Linked DNA regions of Homo sapiens: region 2 is linked to region 1. The links are chromatin contacts, found by Hi-C or POLR2A ChIA-PET in ENCODE. All regions are on one chromosome and are shown on one strand. Each heading gives the region's core, a stretch centred on a gene start or an enhancer-like site at or near the end of the contact. The rest is flanking DNA. Distances are from core to core; before and after follow the strand shown. Region 1 holds the start of USP28 (ubiquitin specific peptidase 28). Region 2 overlaps CADM1 (cell adhesion molecule 1).

What was found. A loop is a pair of places that touch in the nucleus more often than their neighbours do. ChIA-PET counts read pairs that join two places held with the same protein, here RNA polymerase II (POLR2A). Pooled maps may share reads with other maps.
Region 2: a loop to region 1 is called in a map with no recorded cell type, with 11 times the contacts of the local background. The contact joins the enhancer-like site here to the promoter of USP28 in region 1. A Hi-C loop is called at or near these places in 2 of 37 single-sample maps with no recorded cell type and 4 of 50 pooled maps. POLR2A ChIA-PET finds 5 or more read pairs at or near these places in 2 of 52 experiments (AG04450 and GM12878).

What each region holds. Positions count from the first base shown.
Region 1 is chr11:113,873,298-113,879,120 of GRCh38, forward strand. It overlaps USP28 (ubiquitin specific peptidase 28), which reads right to left and starts at 2,275. Exons shown (of 26, transcript NM_001346252.4): 1 at 2,148-2,275. The coding sequence starts at 2,204. RefSeq lists enhancers at 163-663, 2,250-2,544, 2,534-2,783, 2,834-3,495 and silencers at 1,974-2,333, 2,354-2,513.
Region 2 is chr11:115,219,768-115,225,590 of GRCh38, forward strand. All of the region lies in intron 5 of CADM1 (cell adhesion molecule 1), which reads right to left. Among named protein-coding and RNA genes, the nearest start is that of CADM1-AS1, 170 kb to the right of the region's middle. RefSeq lists an enhancer at 2,773-3,581. Within about 2 kb of position 2,809, at least 6 of the 41 ENCODE cell types and tissues checked have a DNase peak (open chromatin) inside an H3K27ac peak, as active enhancers do; they include GM12878, where a contact is called at or near this core.

The sequences.
Region 1 (5,823 bases), core at 1,025-3,524:
CAAGCATTCCAAGCTTATCAGCTTTCCGTATAGGGCAAATCACTGGGAAGAACAGTAAATGTCATCACTCTGCAGGTGGCCAGGAATCGGAGTACTCCAGCCAGCCACAGCCACTGGAGTTCCAAGCCTTCCCAAAATAGCTATGACTTACATACAAATGCTCATCAAGTAGCTCACACACAGTCTCAAACGGAGAATGCTGAAATAGGGTCACTACTCAAACTGCGGCAGAGGTAAATGAAGATGCCACTGATTAATAGGCACATGGTCTTAAATGACTGAGCCACGACAAATTTAAATATGACTTCTCTCTCCCTTAAAATAGTCTCTTCTCTAAATCAATATGATAGTCTCCAAACTAAAATTTTCCCATGTTTTTAAATCACTGTGCTAAAAACAAATAGAACTGACCTCTGAAGCCAGAGAAAAATCTTGACACATTTCAATAGGCACTTGTGAACATCTAACAATATTTCCATTAGAAGTCAGTGCATGATACTTTCGTTTCGGAGCCCAGGACCTGGAAGTATCTTTTTCTACATGAGTTTTAAAAAGCGCATCCAGGCTGGGCGCCCTGGTTCACGCCTGTAATCCCAGCACTTTGGGAGGCCGAGGCGGGCGGATCATGAGGTCAAGAGACCGAGACCATCCTGGCCAACACAGTGAAATCCCATCTCTACTAAAAATACAAAAATTAGCTGGGCGTGGTGGCACGCGCCTGTAGTCCCAGCTACTCGGGAGGCTGAGGCAGGAGAATCGCTTGAACCCGGGAGACGGAAGTTGCAGTGAGCCGAGATCGCGCCACTGCACCCCAGCCTGGGCGACAAAGTGAGACTCCGTCTGGAAAAAAAAAAAAAAAAAAAGTGCGTCCAGACTGGGCGCGGTGGCTCACGCCTGTAATCCCAGCACTCTGGAAGGCCGAGGCGGGCGAATCACCTTAAGTCGGGAGTTTGAGACCAGCCTGACCAATATGGTGAAACCCCGACTCTACTAAAAATACAAAAATTAGCCGGGCCGGTGGCAAGCACCTGTAATACCAGCTACTCAGGAGGGTGAGGCGGAGGATGCAGTGAGCCGACATCGCGCCACAGCACTCCAGCCTAGGCAACAGAGGGAGACTCTGTCGAAAAAAAAAAAAAAAAAAAAAAAAAAGTGTCTCCATGCTAAATACTACTGGCCTTCCAGACAAAAGAGTAAAAAGGTATAAAAGGATTCTCACCTGAGGGTATCTGTCTGCCAGCTTTGTACGACAAATATAGTTTCTCATCTCCAAACTCGTATTTGAACAACTGGCACAGATTTCCCGTTTTCTCTTGAAAAAGTGCAGTACTTGAGGGGTGAGGAGGTGGTGTTAAGTTATAACATTCCGAAGTAACACTAGAAGACATGCTCAAATTGCCCTCTTCCCAAGTTTCTTCATACAGACATTAGCTTTTCTCTCAAACCAGGGTTCTTTCACTCTCACCAGATTCTTAGATCAGAAGTCCTTATATTGATTTCAATCTTCTTAGACATTGGGAACAGGAGATCATCATCAGTAGACTTTCTATTCATCACGCAGCTCCTCCCCCTCCTTAAAAATCTAGAGCGATGAAGGCAATAATTGGGGAGGCTGCGCTGTTTTGTTTTTAAAGCCGGGTTGGGAGGGAGGGAAGTGGTGGTAACTGGGACCCCTGGTCTTATAGAAGACGGTGATTAATTCCGGACTTTAAGTGAGATAACTTCGGTCTGCTTTAACCTTTTAAAAACGCCGCCATAAAACTGATTTAAAAGTCAAAGCAAAACAAAACCAACCAACGCTGCCGCTTTCGGAAGTTTCTCACCCCGGACGGGGCCCAGGAGGGCTCACCTTACTGATCCCTGCGGCGGAGAACCCCACGTCCAGCCCTTTATATTTGGTTTTCCAAAATCTGGAAATCCCCCTACAACTTCAGCTCGCCCACGGACGCGAAGATGCAGTCCTCAATCTCCGCGGCCCGAGCCCCGCAGAGCCCTTGGCCTTCTCACCCACGCTGGCGGGCGCACCCCCTGTCCCGCCCGGCCGGGGCGCCCTCCGCAGCCCGCAACCCGCAGCCCTGCAGGCCCCGCACGCTCCCCTCAGGGCCTGGAGCCCGCCCCCAGCTCCCGCTCGCCGCCGCGGAGCCCACCGAGCCGTGGCCGTCTGCCGCGCCGGCCGCGTCGTCCTGCTGCAGCTCCGCAGTCATGGCCGAGGCGCCCAGCCGCGGGTCACCGGTCTCCCGCCGCAGCCGCCGCCGGCCCAGCCTCTCAGGACTAGGCCCCGCCCCCGCCCTCCACCCCGCTCCGTCCCGCCCCCGCCCGCAGCGCGCGCCGGAGGCTTGGCCCACATGCCCCGCCCCCGGCATGCGCGCGCACGCAAGGCGCGCGGCCCGGGGCCGAACAGTTCTGCGTGCTCCCGCGCACGCCCGGCTGACCAGACGTCGGTCACGTGATCCCGGCCCCGCCTGTCGCTGTTGGTCAGCTTCACAGCCGGTGGAGGCTGCGGGCCGCGCTGCCAGTGTCCGGGAACTGGGTTTGCGAATCCTGGGAGCCGCGTTCCTGAGTCTTCTCCGCTCTCTGCCCTCAAAACCTCATTTGTAGGACTGACCTCCGGCTCCACCCTCCCCACGGGCGAGTTAAAACTGTTCCCCCGCCGTGGGAAACTGCCGAATGACCGTGGAATAAAGGATTTCCCATCAGGCTTTGTAGCCATTTCCAACTCCAATGACATGAAGAAGTGTTCACCATCTTTAAGGAGAGAAGGAGGATGAATGCAGTCGCTTGTCTAAAGCTAACCAAACGGACCAAAGCCTCCGTTCATGGGTGTCCCGCTTGGTGCCCTTAACCCTGATGCTCTTAACCTGGGCATGATAAGGAAAATTGCAGTTTTTCCATTTTCGATTTTCAGAAGTTCAAACTAAAATTTTGTGTTACTTTGTTACGTTTGAGCCAGATATTTACGATTTCATGTTAAAAGACCAGGTGCTCCTATTGAATTGTTTTTTGTTTGGTTGGTTTCGGTTTGTTTTTTTTTTTTTCTTTTTTTTTGAGACGGAGTCTCACTCTGTCCCCTCAAGCTGGAGTGCAGCCGCACGGTCTCGGCTCACTGCAACTTCCGCCTCCTGGGTTCAAGCGATTCTCCTGAGTAGCTGGGATTACAGGCACGCTGTACCACACCCAGGGTTTCACCATGTTGCCCAGGCTGGCCTCGAATTCCTGACCTCAGGTGATCCGCCCGTCTCGGCCTTCCATAATGCTGGGATTATAGGCGTGAGCCACCGCGCCAGGCCTGAATTGTATTTTCAACAACTGTGTGGGAATTGTGATTACTGAACCATGTTTCACATTTAAGATACAAATGTGTTATGATGGCAAACCCACTTGACAGGCTGCTGGGTGTCCCAAATCTGCGTAGAGGCTGAGTGTGGAAGCGCGTCTTTTAAGAGTAGCACCTACACCCTTGCCCTGGTCTGGTCTGACTCTCAAGCTACACTTTTAAGTGTGAATTTAACATGGACGGTGGCCTTTCCTATACTCCTGGCATTGTTGTCGCTGGGATTGTTATGTTTCACCTGCAGGCCTCCCTAGTCTGCATGCGGGCGCAGTTTTTGACAAAAGGAAACAGGTACAGGTCAGGTGCAGCTCCCAGGAGAGGCCAGATTACTCTCTGAGGCCTGAACTAGGACTCCTGCAACTTCCACCACCTGGAGATACAGGGATCCGCTTCCCCTGGCAGATTAACTGGCAGATTGGCATGGCTGCGGTGATACTAACTTGGAATCTTCCACATTCAACAGGCTGACTGTGTTTGTGTCTGCGAGTAGTAGGACATTTTATGTATGTGGCTCTGCCATTTTTCCTTTCCTCATGAGTGACTGTGTTTATGGCCTCAACCTGGGTGTCACTGTAGAACAGGTTGATTTCAGGTTGATGCTGGTTTTCTTTTTTTTTTTTTTTTTTTTTGAGACAGGGTCTCACTCTGTCACCCAGACTGAAATACAGTAGTGAGATCATGGCTCACTGCAGCCTTGAATTCCTGGGCTCAAGCAGTCCAACTGCCTCAGCCTCTGAAGCAGCAGGGACTTCATGCATGTGCCATGCCCAACTAATTTTTGTGTCTTTTTTATGGAGATGGGATCTCACTGTGTTGCCCAGGATGGTCTCAAACTTCTGGTCTCAAGCAATCCTCCTGCCTTGGCCTCCCAAAATTTGGGGATTACAGACATGAGTCACCACGCCCAGCCCACATTGATTTCTGAGTCTAGCTTATTTACAGCATTGCCTATTTCTACACTGCTAGAATGCTTTATTTACCATGTCTCTGGAGCAACCCTTATTTGTCTTTACACATTCATTTTAGGAAATTGCATGTTTATTGTGTGTAAGTGCTGTCAAAACCTATAATCCTTTGTATTAGTCTGTTCTCACACTGCCATAAAGAATTACCTGAGCCTGGGTAAGTTATGAAGAAAAGAGGTTTGACTCAGGGGCATAACAGGAAGCAAGACTGGGAGGCCTCAGGAAACGTACAATCGTGGTGGAAGGCAAAGGGGAAGCAGGCATGTCTCACCATGGCAGAGTAGGAGAGATAGAACAAAAGAAGTGTCCCCCCCGACCCCCCGCACACACACACACACAAAGATCTCATAAGAACTCACTATCATGAGAAATGCATGGGGGAAATCCACCCCATAATCTAATCATGTCCCACCAGGTCCCTCCCCTGGCAAGTGGGAATACAATTCGACATGAGATTTGGGTGGGGACCCAGAGCCAAACCATATTACCCTTATTCATTAAAATTTTCTTTTTTTTTTTTTTTTTTTGAGACGGGGTATCGTTCTGTCGCCCAGGCTGGAGTGCAGTGGTGTGATCTCAGCTCCCTGAAACCTCTGCCTCCCGGGTTCAAGCAGCTCTCCTGCCTCAGACTCCCGAGGGACTACAGGCGCCTCAGACTCCCCTGGGACTAAGGCATGCACCACCACGCCTGGCTAATTTTTAGTAGAGACAGGGTTTCACCATGTTGGCCAGGCTGGTCTCCAACTCTTAACCTTGTGATCCACCTGCCTCTGCCTCCCAAAGTGCTGGGATTACAGGCATGAGCCACCGTGCCCAACCTTCATTAAAATTTTCTTAAAAGACCAGCAGACCTAGGCCAATCACAGGTTCATGCCTGTAATCCCAGCAGTTTAGGAGGCTGAGGTGGGCAGATCACATGAGCTCAGGAGTTGGAGACTACCCTGGGCAATGTGGCAAAACTCCATCTATACAGGAAATACCAAAAAAAAAAAAAAAGTATTAGTCCGTTTTCACGCTGCTGATGAAGACATATCCAAGACTGGGCAATTTACAGAAGAAAGAGGTTTAATTGGACTCACAGTTCCACATGGCTGGGGAGGCCTCAGAATCATGGCGGGAGGTGAAAGGCTCTTCTTACATGGCAGCAGCAAGAGAAAATGAGGAAGAAGCAAAAGTGGAAACCTCTGATAAACCCGTTGGATCTCATGAGACTTATTCACAATCACAAAAATAGCACGGGAAGACCGGCCCTCATGATTCAATTACCTCCCCATGCGTACCACCCACAAACACGTGGGAATTCTGGGAGATAAAATTCAAGTTGAGATTTGGGTGAGGGCACGGCCAAACCATATCATTCCACCTCTGGCCCCTCAAAATCTCAGGTCCTCACATTTCAAAAGCAATCATGCCTTCCCAACAGCCTCTCAAAGTCTTAACTCATTTCAGCATTAACCCAAAAGTCCGCAGTCCAAAGTCTCATCTGAGACAAGGCAAGTCCTTTCTGCCTATGAACCTGTAAAATTA
Region 2 (5,823 bases), core at 1,559-4,058, 1.3 Mb after region 1:
GCTGGGCATCAGGTGTGGGTTTATTGTTTGTAGTCGTGTAACACACACACACTAGTTAGTGAAGTTTAGTTTTTAAAAAAGATACAAAAAAAATGAAAGAAGAAGGTTATGACACTGGACACACAGAAAACAGAAGACCTGCTACCTCACAGTTCATACCCAGAAACAGCAGCACTTACTAGAGTTCCTAGTTAGGGGACCTCTATCATTCTTACCCATGAACCTTCTGGGTGAGGCTAAATTTAAAGCCCAAAATTTGGGCTGAAATGTAACATCTGCTTATAGGTTAATCTCTGATCTACAGAAAGGCTACGTTTTTCATGCACTGCTGACTTTGGCCATTAATTAAGAAGAAGCAGAATGCTTGCTGGCCTATGTGGAAGGATTTTGTTTTTCTTCTTTTTTCCTTAATGTAATTTACAAGCAAACAGAGAGGGCATATTTTTCAGCATAGTGCACTAAGGATTTTACATGCTCAACTTCCATCAATAATAAAGACAGTGTTGAAAAACTTAATCCACCCTGCTTCTTCAGTACCACTGAGTTTTAGTTAAATGCTTTTTTATGTTCCTAATGAGCTGTTTATCAGTTGCCAATTATTCACATAAATTGGGAAGAACAAGCTAAGGATTTGTTATACCCAAAATTTATTTTAAAAACCATTTACTAAATCACAAAAAATACACCTTCAGTTTTGATAACTGATTTTCCCAATTTACTCTTTAAGTTCTGGAGAAACATCTACTATCTACTTATGGCTACAGCTGCCACAGTTACCGTAATAGCTGGCTGAAAAGGTAAGCGTTAGTCTTGCCTGCATTATACAGAAAAATGTTCCCCTCTGTTGACACATGCAGTATTTATAGGCATATTATCTGACCACGGGCAGATGAGCTATCCTCTCGCCCAGCCTAGGAATCAAATATTATAGAAGGTCTATGTGCCGAGATCTATCCCTGGGTGATGGAAACTTAAAAATAAATTCTGTTCCCCTTCCTTTGTCCTGAAAGAGAAACTTAAGCGTTTTCAACAGGTGGAATAGAAACCCTGGGATTCCACTGGCACCTCTAGAACTAAGGGACATTAAATTTTCCATTGAAGAGCCTAACTACGATATGAATATGTCAAAATACCAAACAATCCAGATGGCTGATTGAATAGCCCAGAGCTCATCATTTATATTTTAATTATGTTCATAAATCAAATGTTATAACCCACCAAACCTTTTCTGAAACAGAACCAGCCTCCAAGATTTATTTTTAAGTAATGAGGTAAAGCCTAGTACATTTTCTGGGGGATCATTTTACGCCTCGGTTGGTGTTGTAAGGCATGAGGCCAAAAGCCAGACGATACTTTCTACCCAAGTGCAATAACTGCCCAGAAATGTATCACTCAGAATGGCTTAATGTCATTATAAAATGGAACTGCTATATAAAAATAAGAAAAATAGTTAGGTCTGTACACTTAAAGAACATTACAGTTATAGACATGGCATCATCAACAGCCAATCAATTAGGTCGAGGGATCTGAGGTTTTCATAATACACTGTGAATTTTTTTAAACCCTGTAAAAGACATTTAGCAAGACTGCTATAGCAGACAAATTTGTTCATTAGTCAAAGTTGCACAGAGGGTTAAACACCAGGAGGCTTTAGGTCACACTACAGTAGCAACCAATTAAAAAAATAATATTAGAAAGACATTCTGATTTGATGAGACTTTCTTTAAATGTACTTTGCTCTCTCTATAAAGGGAAAAAATATATAAAAGGAAACTCTTAAAGAGGTTGGAATGGGTTGCTGGCAGATTACAATTGATTTCATGCCAGTCTGACCTTGCACCACATTCTGTGATCTTTTCAGAAGATGAAACTCAAGATTCTGAACCTGTATTTCAGTTTCCTATGTAAATGAAAAGACACAGTCTCCTCTGTAGGTCCAAACACTAACGTATCAGGTCTTTGCATTCCTTTATTTAGAAAAAGGTACTTTGCAGTTTCTTCATGACTGGGATGTCACCCTTCCAGGGTAGCAGAGAGGAGCAGAGCTGAGTCAGTGGAAAAGGCATCCTCATACCCTGGCAGGAGACATGCCAGCGGGAGACCTATTATCCCTGGAGTCCCCACAACCTTCCCTCTCTTCCTAAGAATTTCTAAATCAGGAAATGCAGGTGTCATATTTTCTTTGATGTGCTCAATGCAACTAGGTCCAGGGGCTTGAGTGCAAATCTGTTTCTGCAACTGCATTTGGGACACAGGCTCTTCTTCATGTTTCTTACTTAGATTTCACCCAATATTCTGAAACACCAAGGAGTATGGGGATTTGATGCTTGTGGATCAAGTGCTAATTGTTTCAAGTCCTACCAGGGAGAACTCAAGGGCAGCATGAGCACAGATGATATCAGAATGTCTGGGTAGCGGGTCTGGGTCAGCCCCTGTGCATTCAAGTGAGGAAGCATTGACTGAAGAGTCTTTGTCAATCATGGAGGATTATTGGAGTTTGGAGTAGAACGACAATGCAAAGATTAACCTGAGATTTGGTGAGTGTTAGAAGCTGTTTGAGCTCAAAGCAAGAATCAACCCCTACAATATGGCTGTCTAAATTGTTGGGGGAGGACAGCTTTGCAACTAAAGGAGGGCAATGTCTAGCAATGCCAGGTGACTGGGATTGGTGAATGAACGGAGTCACACAGAGCTCTCAGAGGAGTTAAAGAGAACATCTTGCAAAATATTTGCTTTCTATTGTCATAATACATTCATGAATAATTTTCACTGCCGTTTATTTTGTTTGTTTGCAAGGTGAAGAACCTCCTGCTGTTACATCTGTTGTTATGACTCATAGTACTGAAACTGGGCTTCCTGAAGAGGGCTGAACGATTGTGAGTGGGATGAGTCAAATCTGGTGGGACTGACGTAAGACCAATACCACAGTAGAATGCAGTCTTCTCTTGCTGCAACTTTCAGGTAGGTTTGTGGGTATTAGAATTACTGTTTACAAAAAAGAATCAAATTTGATCCCATGGTGTGGTGGCAGAAAGCTTTGTTCCCACTGCTTTTTAAATGGGGGTACATACTCACAGAATATTCTTCCATGTCTTGGAAGCAATTCTCATCATTTGTAAGCAAACACTGGGCAAGAAAATCCCTATAGCAAGATTTTCTGTACAAGAATCTTCCCTCTGTAACAAGAGAGGGGTTTTTTTGTTTTGTTTTGTTCTGTTTCTTGAAGTCTTGGTAACTAGAACGGTGCCAGGGACTGGCACACAGTAAGCATTCAAGACATAGTTGCTGGATGAATGAATGAAGGAATAAGTGAATGAGAAAGTGAAGAAACATTGGGGCATGGACTTCTCCTTCCACCTTTACTACTGATTAAAAAATAAATAAAATCAGATCACGAGTTCCCGTTAGTCCTCATCACAGAATATAATTTTGTTTTTCTTTTGGAAGGTCAATCCAGCCGCCCAAATCAGAGGTTCAGCCCAGGTGTTCTGCTTTACATATTTCCACTTCACCATACATTTATTTAGCACTTCCGATGTGTCTCTAAGTGGTGTCTTACAGGAAATCAGAAAGGATGTTGTTTGACCATTCCTTTTAGATTTTTAGATGCCAGCTTCACAACTATTTAACCTTCCACACAATCAAAATTTAACCTTGAGTTAAAAACCATTAAGTGAAGTATGTGCATTAGAAGACTGGTTTCACTATGTAAGTATTCAATGTCCACAGCCACACAGACACATCTTTTACAAATACATTAAGGTCAGTGAGATGAGAGGAGGTGGTTCTTAGTAAAACAGGCCTCTTTCTGCAGGGTATGCATTCAGAAGGCAGGTATAAAGGCAAAGGCTTTTCCCTTAAGGGTTATTCCAGTCTTGCTCACGATGTATTTGCCCAACACTCACTCTTTGTATTTTGAATACTGGTTACTCAGCCTCTTGACACTTTTGGTACTGCAGATTGTATCACTAACAATCTATAGTCCTTATAATATCAGGAACTTGGAACCAACACTACTCTGTGTTAACACAAAGAAATAATAGGTTAAAAAATTAGCTTCAATCGGGGTTCTTCATTCCTTGATTATTTCTCATAAGGAATCATAAATACTAAAATAACCTCCCTGAAACTCAATTCACTGCTTTAAAAAAAAAATAAAAGGGAGAGTGGGAGGAAGAGCGTATTCCGTTTAAAAAAAAAAAAAAAAGAGAGAGAGAGAGAGAGAGAGACTGGAGATCAGAGAGAAACAGGCCAAATCTGAAAACGCCAGCTATTATGCTCTGAAGAATACAACCTGGAAACAGAATTGATGAGGGAGAGGATTTGACATAGAAGCTGCTCTTGGGAACTAAGTGTTATCCTCCACTCCAAATAGGAAAGATTTTCTGATTTCCAGGTTTTCCTCTCTCCTTCAATGCAGGGCACTATCGATACCAGAGAAACATTTATTTTGGCACAGATAAAGAACAGGTTTTGATCATCTCCTCAATGCCCAATTTTCCTCCAGTTGAGGGAATGAAAGAAAAAAAAAAATCTACCCTTCTCTGGACCTTGGATGAACAGGGCTATGGATTTATAAAATACCTAGCTACATTCAGTCAATAAAACTCATTTTGAAAATGATGCCCACGTATACAATTAACTGTCAGATGATAATCAGAGCAGGCATGGCATTCAAGCACCCATTTCTAGAGTCTTTGTTTTCATTCTTCTTTTCAAAACTCATCTCTGAGTTTTCTTTCTTTTTTTAAAATATGCACAAACACAAAACCCTCAAAAAATGAGGATTTTTGCCAAACATTTTAAAGAGCAAGGCTATGATGGGTGAAAGCAGAAGCCACACAGCAGTAATTCAAGAGCTTCATATTCACCCCAGTCCAGAGGAAGGCTTTCCTCCCTTGTGCAAAGCAATCTGAATTCCATACTGAGGGTCACAGCTTTTCTTTGAATTCCCAGCTTATGTCGCTATGTGTTGCCACCTTGATGCTATTTAGACAGTTTTCTCTTAACGCTCAGACAGTGAACTGTTCCCATTTAAACAGGCTTTTATTTGACAAGAGTACATTCCCTCAGATCTGAAGCTCTACTAACCGTGCTACAATTGTATCACACTCTGCTATAATCAACCATGTTGTAAATTTGGGCACCACCACCTGTACAGACATTCGCAAGAAAAAAATGCACTGAAAGATTTTAGGGTCATACAGCTCGGAACATTAAAAAGCAAAACTGTTCTCTGCATAACATCTAAGGAAAGAGAGCTTTGAGCTCTTCCAGCTTGGGAGCATAATTATTTTCTGTTTTAAACATTTAACTGTGTGCTGCTGCTGTACCCTTGCTGAGTCTCAGAATGAAAGCTAGAAAACTAAGAGACCTACTGTATGTTCTTCATTCCCGGCAACGTTCCTATGAGAAAACCTTATTAATGAGCTTGCAAACGAGCACCCAACAGGGAAATGTCACAAACAAGAGCGGCTAATGCCCCAGAAAATCAAATAACTGAACACTTGGCTGATTGTGGTGCCTTTCATATTTATAATAAAAAAGGGGGGGGGACTTTAATTCACTGATTCTGAAGGGGTCAACACCTTGCTGAACAAAACAACTCATTTATTTATGTTCAGAAATCTCCAGATGATAAATTACATTGATGTTAATCACTTCAATGCATACTACACAATTAATATCTGTACTCACCAAAAACTTAAGGATTATTAAAAGTATGACAGCATACACATCTGGCTGATTTTTCACATAATTGGGCACAACAATTTCTCCTGGTATCACAAATAAGGGTCCTAACAAACAAACACTGCAAAATCC